3 separate regions of the Homo sapiens genome follow, and all the other regions are linked to region 1. A link is an interaction called in ENCODE POLR2A ChIA-PET data of the cell type or tissue named here. Cell type or tissue: A673. All regions are shown on one strand. Region 1 overlaps KPNA6 (karyopherin subunit alpha 6). Region 2 overlaps EIF3I (eukaryotic translation initiation factor 3 subunit I). Region 3 has its middle 34 kb from the start of ZBTB8A.

Region 1 (2,500 bases):
AATTTAAGTTGTATATCTAAGTAATTAAATGTTCACACTATACTTTTTTTTTTTTTTTTTTTTTTGAGATGGAGTCTCACTCTGTCACCCAGGCTGGAGTGCAGTGGCGCGATCTTGGCTCACTGCAACCCTCCGCCTCCTGGGTTCATGTGATTCTCCTGCCTCAGCCTCCCAAGCAGCTGGGATTGCAGGTGTGCACGCAGGGCTAATTTTTTTTATTTTTATTTTTATTTTTTTTAGACAGAGTCTCCCTCTGTTGCCCAGGCTGGAGTGCAATGGCGCCATCTCGGCTCACTGCAAGCTCCGCCTCCTGGGTTCACGCCATTTTCCTGCCTCAGCCTCCCGAGTAGCTGGGACTACAGGCGCCCGCCACCACGTCTGGCTAATTTTTTCTATTTTTAGTAGAGATGGGGTTTCACCATGTTAGCCAGGATGGTCTTGATCTCTTGACCTCGTGATCCACCTGCCTCGGCCTCCCAAAGTGCTGGGATTACAGGTGTGAGCCACCGTGCCTGGCCCCACACTATACTTCTATATTACCTTTCTAAGGCTTATAAATTTCCTTCAAATTAATATTTGTATTGTAATTCAGTCCTAAATATCTAATTACTTTTGATTTATTCAATTTACATAAGTGTCCCATGTGTGCTTGAGAAGAATCTGTATTCTTAAATTATTGTGCATGGCTTTCTGAATATCATGTCCATTAAATTAAGTTGTCATCATGTTGTTCTTTATTTATTCATTATTTTTTGAGATAGGGCCTCCCTCTATTGCCTAGGCTGGAGTGCAGTGCACGATCACAGCTCACCACAGCCTCAACTTCCAGGGCTAAAACAATTCTCTTGCCTTAGCCTGAGTAGCTGGGACTACAGGCTCGTACTACCATGAGTGGCTAATCTTTACGTTTTTTTTGTAGAGATGGGGGTCTCACTATATCGTCTAGGCTGGTCTTGAACTCCTGTCCTCAACAATCCCCCTGCCTCAGCCTCCCAAAGTGCTGGGATTATAGGCATGAGCCACCATGCCCATCATGTTGTTCAAATCTTCTATTAATGTTTCACTTCACTAATGTTTTCCTTATTGATAGTGAATGTAGCCATTTTACCCCGTAGTTTAATTTTGCTTTATGTATTTTAATACTATTTCATTAGAAGCATACAAATTTAGAACTGTTGTATCTTGACTGTGAATAGAAGTTTGTTATAAAGTGAGCCAAATTATTCCTTAACAATGCCCTTTGTTGCCCTTTTTCTTTTGTTGGATATTAATATAGTTATCACTTCCACTTCCAGCCATGATGGAATAAGAGGGATAGGATTTCCCCTGTTGCTATAAACTGTTTCAGACATCGGGCAACAGCAATGCAGAATTGTGATTCTCCAAGAGGGAAACGAATTAAGTGAGCTCTACTTGTCTCCTTGGCTTTCTGCCCAGAGGCACATTCTATAGCAGAAGAGGGGTCCCAAACAGCACCACGGAAATCTCACCAGTGGAGGAGAGACTAGAGACTTCAGTGAGACTGAGGTGGCTGAAAACACTGAGACAGCATTCCAGCGAGGAGAGAAATAGGCAGAAAAAAAAAATTGGGAAATCTGTTTGGGGTTCCCTAAATCTTTGCTGAAGACTAAGGATGCATACATGCTGGGTGAAGCTCCATGAGTCACACAAAGGGCAACTGAGAAGCTGTATGTAAGCTCAGCAGTTCCCAGAGCTCGCACAGGGCTGAGAGACTTTAGACAAATCTGAATGGGGATTTCTCCCTGATCACTTAGGGCATAGTAGAGACCCTAAGAAGGGCTATGGCTTAGTAGTGGGATTAAACTATTCCCAGAAAAGGCTACTCATGAAGCTTAAAAACGAGCCTTACACTGCTAAAACAGAACACCTATAAAACGCCCTACATCCTTTAAAAAAAAGACAACAAAATCCAGACACTAAAAACAAAATTCACAATGCTTGGAATCCAATTAAAAATTATGGGCCAGAGCCAGGCATGGTGGCTCATGCCTATAAATCTCAGCACTTTGGAAGGCTGAGGTGGGAGGATAGCTTGAAGAACCTAGGAGTTCTTCAAGGCTGCAGTGAGCTATGACTGCACCGCTGTACTCCAGCCTGGGCAACAGAGTGAGACCCTGTCTCTAAAAAACAAAAACAGCCGGGGCGTGGTGGCTCACGGCTGTAATCCCAGCACTTTGGGAGGCCGAGGTGGGCGGACCACGAGGTCAAGAGATTGAGACCATCCTGGCCAACATGGTGAAACCTCGTTTCTACTAAAAATACAAAAATTAGCTGAGCTTGGTGGCACGCACCTGTAGTCCCAGCTACTCGGGAGGCTGAGGCAGGAGAATCACTTGAACCAGGGAGGTGGAAGTTGCAGTGAGCAGAGATCATGCTACTGCACTCCAGCCTGGTGACAGAGGGAGACTCTGTCTCCAAATGAACAAACAACAAAAAGTACTATACATGCTAAGCAGCAGAAAAATTGTGACCCATAGGA
Region 2 (2,500 bases), 75 kb before region 1:
TGTGCCTTTGCCTTTGCTGTTCCTTTTGCCTGTGGGATGTTCTTTCCTTCCTGCTTGAAGCTCCATTTATTCTCCAGGGTTTAATGTACACGCCACCTCCCTGGGAGAGTGCACCTTCCACACTTGGCTGAGACCTCTATGGTGGCACAATTCACAATCTGACTCAGGTGCTAGCTGTTTGCAAGTCTGTCTCCCCATGGGGGAAGGGACTGCATCTGATTTACTTCTTTGTTCTAGGAGTTCAGCATTATACTCAGCATTATACAGGGCATTATACTCAGTGGTGGCAAGGAAATGCTCATTTGTGATCCTTAATTATTTTTTTGAGACAGGGTCTTGTTCTATCACCCAGGCTGGAGTACAGTGGCACAATCATGGCTCACTGCAGCCTCAATCTCCCAGACTCAAGCAATCTTTCAGCCTCAACATCCTGAGTACCTGGGACCAAAGGCACACTCCACCACACCCAGCTAATTTTTAATTTTTTTTTGTAGAGACAGGGTCTTCCTATATTGCCCAGGCTGATCTCAATCTCCGGGTCTCAAGCAATCCTGCCACAGCCTCCCAAAGTGTTGGGATTACAAGTGTGAGTCACCACACCCGGCCTGTGATCCTTATTAACATGTCCTGAGTACTTTGTGACAAGTTTTTCAAACATGTGATATCATTTGATCCTTGAAACATTTTACAGATAAACAGGGTCAGAGAAGTCATGTAAATTGCCCAAGATCACACAGCTAGAAAGTGGTGAAATCTACATTTGAATCTCACCTCTGCTCTTTTTAAAATTTTTTATTAACTTTTTTTTTTTTTTTTTTTTTTTTAGAGACAGGGTCTCACTGTCACCCAGGCTGGAGTGCAGTGGTGCAATCATAGCTCACTGCAGCCCCAACCCCTGGGCTCAAGAGATCCTCCTGCCTTGGCCCCCAAAGGCACTGGGATTACAGATGTGAGCCACAGCATACAGCCCTGCCCTTGTTCTGAACTAGTGTGCTATCACCAGGACCCGAGGCAGGTGGATCATCTGAGGTCAGGAGGTCAGGATTCAAGACCAGCCTGGCCAACATGGAGAAACCCCATCTCTACTAAAAATACAAAAATTACCCAGGCATGGTGGCAGGTGCCTATAGTCCCAGCTACTCAAGAGGCTGAGGCAGGAGAATGGCTTGAACCCAGGAGGTGGAGGTTGCAGTGAGCCGAGATCGTACCACTGCACTCCAGCCTGGGTGACAGGGTGATACTCTGTCTCAAAAAAAAAAAAAAAAAAAAAAAAAAGCCACGAGCGGTGGACTGCCTGAGGTCAGGAGTTCGTGACCAGACTGACCAACATGGTGAAACCCTGTCTCTACTAAAAATACAAAAAAAATTAGCCAGGTGCGGTGGCATGCACCTGTAATCCCAGCTACTCGGGAGGCTAAGGCAGGGGAATTGCTTGAACCAGGGAGGTGGAGGTCGCAGTGAGCCGAGATGGCGCCACTGCACTCCAGCCTGGGCAACAGAGAGAGACTCTATCTTAAAAAAAAAAAAAAAAATTATTCTGGTAGGCTCAGGCCCCATGTGGCCTCTTACCTTGGCACTATACTGGTTGAGCTCTCCACTCTCATGGCCAGCGATGATGCACTCCCCCAGGGGTCCCCAAACAGCACTGGTGATTTTAGAGTCATTGCAAGGGATCTTCATGTAGGGCTCATTGTTGTCTGTGTGGGGCAGTAGATGTTAGGCCCTGGGCTCTAGAACTGTACCCTTTACCTCAACCCCAGCCCTATTCCCAGCCCTCACCAATCTGGCTCGGATCCCGCAGGTCAAAAAAGCTCACAAAGCACTGGTAGCCCATCTGCTTGTCCGTGGAGAACATGATGATGTTGCCCCCAAAGTCAAAACCGCAGGTCCGGACAGCCGAATTGGTCTTGAGAAGGGCCAGCTGCTTTCCTGGAGTCAGGCAAAGTCTGGGCTACACCATCCATTGCAATTGCAGGGAGGACATTCTAGAGAATGCTACCATCACATCTCACTGTTTGTCTTGCTCCAGTGACCCAAACTTAAAAAGTATTTTAACTTTTCTTTTTTTTTTTCTTTTTTGAGACAGTTTCACTCTGTTGCCCAGGCTGGAGTGCAGTGGTGCAATCTCGGCTCTCACTGCAAGCTCCGCCTCCCGGGTTCACGCCATTCTCCTGCCTCAGCCTCCCAAGTAGCTGGGACTACAGGCGCCTGCCACCATGCCCCGCTAATTTTTTGTATTTTTAGTAGAGACGGGATTTCACCGTGTTAGCCAGGATGGTCTTGATCTCCTGACCCGTGATCCGCCCGCCTCAGCCTCCCAAAGTGCTGGGATTACAGGTGTGAGCCACCGCGCCCGGCCTTTTTTTTTTTGAGATGGAGTTTCGCTCTTGTCCTGCAGGCTGCTGTGCGATGGTGTGATCTCGGCTCACTGCAACCTTTCAAGCGATTCTTCTGCCTCAGCCTCCTGAGTCGATGGGATTACAGGTGCCCACCACCATGC
Region 3 (2,500 bases), 350 kb before region 1:
TACAGTTCTGTGAATTTTGACAAAGGCATAGAGTTGTATAACCAATACCACAATCAAGATACAGAACAATTCTCTTGCCCACCCCCCAAAAAAAACCTCCCTTATGCTGAACCTTAGTAGTTAGCCTCCTTTACACTCTCCCATCCCGTGGCAACCATTTTGACCACCAGTAGATAGTCTTTTGAGTCTAGTTTCTCTCAGTTAACATAATGCACTAAAGATTCATACTGTTGTTGCATGTAACAATATTTTTTCCTTTTGTATTGCTGAGTAATATTCCATTGTGTGGATGTTTATTTGCCAGTTGAACATTTTGATTGCTTCTTTTGGGGAATTTATGCAAAAAGCTACTGTAAACATTCATATCTAGGTTTTTGTGTAAATGTAAGTTTTCATTTCTCTTGGGTAAATAGGAGTGGGATGTGTGGGTCATATGCTAAGTATGCATTTAAATTTGTAAGAAATGGCCAGGTGGTGGCTTATATCTGTAATCCCACCACTTTGGGAGGCTGAGGCAGGAGGATCAGTTGAGCGCAGCGGTTTGAGACCAGCCCGGGCAACATAGGGCGACCCAACCTCTACAAAAAATAAAAAATTAGCTGGGTGTGGTTGTGCATGCGTATAGTCATAGGTGCTTGGGAGGCTGAAGCGGGAGGATCACTTGAATCCCTGGGAGGTCAAAGCTATAGTGAGCCGTGTTCACACCACTGCTCTCCAGCCTGGGTGGCAGAGTAAGACCTTGTCATTCATTCATGCATTCATTGATTCATTCATAAATAAATAAGAAATTGCCAAACTGTTTCCCAAAGTAACTGTATAATTTTGCATTCCTATCAGCAATTTGTGAGAGTTCCATTGTTTTGAATCCCTGCCAGTGCTTGCTACTGTTGGTTTTTGTTTTGTTTTGTTTTTGGTTTTTAGCCTTTCTAGTAGGTATGGTGGTTTTATTTTGCTCTGCTGTTTCAGTTTGCATTTTCCTAATCATTAGTGCTATCTTTGTCATCCATATATCTTCTCTGGTGAAGTTCAAATCTTTTGCTCTTTTTTTTTTTTTTTTTTTGAGACAGGGTATCACTCTGTTGCCCATGCATGCTGTAGTATTAGTCTGTTCTCACGCTGCTAATAAAGACATACCTGAGACTGGGTAATTTAAAAAGGAAAGAGGTTTAATTGACACACATTTCAGCATGGCTGGGGAGGCCTCAGGAAACTTACAATCATGGCAGAAGGGGAAGCTAACACATCCTTCTTCACATGACGGCAGGGAGAAGAATAAGTGCCCAGCAAAGGGAGAAGCTCCTCATAAAACCATCAGATCTTGTGAGAACTAACTCACTATCACGAGAACAGGATGGAAGAAACTGGCCCCAAGATTCAGTTATCTCCATCTGGTCCCTCCCACGACACATGGGACTACATGACACGACAATGGGAACTACAATTAAAGACAAGATTTGGGTGGGGACACAGCCAAACCATATCACATGCCCAGCTAATTTTTTTTTTTTTTTTTTTTTTTTTGAGACGGAGTCTTGCTGTCACCCAGGCTGGAGTGCAGTGGCATGATCTTGGCTCACTGCAAGCTCTGCCTCCCGGGTTCACGCCATTCTCCTGCCTCAGCCTCCCAAGTAGCTGGGACCACAGGCGCCCGCCACTGTGCCCGGCTAATTTTTTGTAGTTTTAGTAGAGACGGGGTTTCACCGTGTTAGCCAGGATGGTCTCAATCTCCGGACCTTGTGATCCACCCACCTCGGCCTCCCAAAGTGCTGGGATTACAGGCTTGAGCCACCGCGCCCGGCCATGCCCAGCTAATTAAAAAAATTTTTTTTTTTAGAGACTAAGTCTCACTATGTTCCTCAGGCTGATCTGGAACTCCTGAGCTCAAGCGATCTGCCTGCGTTGGCCTCCCAAAGTGCTGGAATTACAGGCGTGAGCTACTGTGCCCAGCATCCTCTTGATTTTAAAGCTCCAGCCCTGAATCAGTTTAGATTACCTAAAAGCTACAAACTTAGACACTTAGACAATATGTTTATGATTTAGTGTTGTATACTTGGATTTTACTGATGGCCCATGTTAGAAACACCTCTTGTGAATTCTATAAAAATGCTGATAAAGGAATTGTCACCAGGCGACAAAGTAAGACCCTGTCTCAAAAAAAAAAAAAAAAAGGAATTGTCTATTTTCCAACATCCCTGATAGAGGGATACATTCCTCTTAGAGTTTAGTGTCAGAAAAACTTCCTTTCTCCTGACAGACATCTTTCCTATAATTATACAATGAGAACTATTACATTTAACAATCTTTTTGCTAGAAAAGTCAGAACTATGTTTAATGTTTAATTATACAATCTTTTTTTTTTTTTTTGAGACGGAGTCTCACTCTGTCCCCCAGGCTGGAGTGCAGTGGCGCGATCTCGACTCACTGCAAGCTCCACCTCCCGGGTTCTCGCCATTCTCCTGCCTCAGCCTCCCAAGTAGCTGGGACTACAGGTACCTGCCAC

Evidence for each region. ChIA-PET counts read pairs that join two places held together with the same protein. Peaks named below come from ENCODE experiments on the same cell type or tissue, not always from the same donor. Only the 100,000 strongest peaks of a DNase experiment are listed, where the experiment ranks them.
Region 2: POLR2A ChIA-PET joins it to region 1 with 9 read pairs; 7 of 35 experiments call an interaction of 5 or more read pairs at or near these places.
Region 3: POLR2A ChIA-PET joins it to region 1 with 6 read pairs; 2 of 35 experiments call an interaction of 5 or more read pairs at or near these places.

Annotation. Positions count from the first base shown.
Region 1 is chr1:32,150,582-32,153,081 of GRCh38, reverse strand. The region is part of intron 1 of KPNA6 (karyopherin subunit alpha 6); the gene reads right to left. Among named protein-coding and RNA genes, the nearest start is that of TXLNA, 28 kb to the left of the region's middle. In A673, no CTCF peak of the experiment used is centred here; DNase peaks (open chromatin) are centred at 1,431, 1,681 and 1,981; H3K4me3 peaks cover 929 bases; H3K27ac peaks cover 1,689 bases.
Region 2 is chr1:32,225,600-32,228,099 of GRCh38, reverse strand. EIF3I (eukaryotic translation initiation factor 3 subunit I) reads right to left here. Exons shown (of 11, transcript NM_003757.4): 5 at 1,780-1,929; 6 at 1,570-1,697. Among named protein-coding and RNA genes, the nearest start is that of EIF3I, 4.4 kb to the right of the region's middle. In A673, no CTCF peak of the experiment used is centred here; no DNase peak of the experiment used is centred here.
Region 3 is chr1:32,503,850-32,506,349 of GRCh38, reverse strand. No RefSeq gene overlaps it. Among named protein-coding and RNA genes, the nearest start is that of ZBTB8A, 34 kb to the left of the region's middle. In A673, no CTCF peak of the experiment used is centred here; no DNase peak of the experiment used is centred here.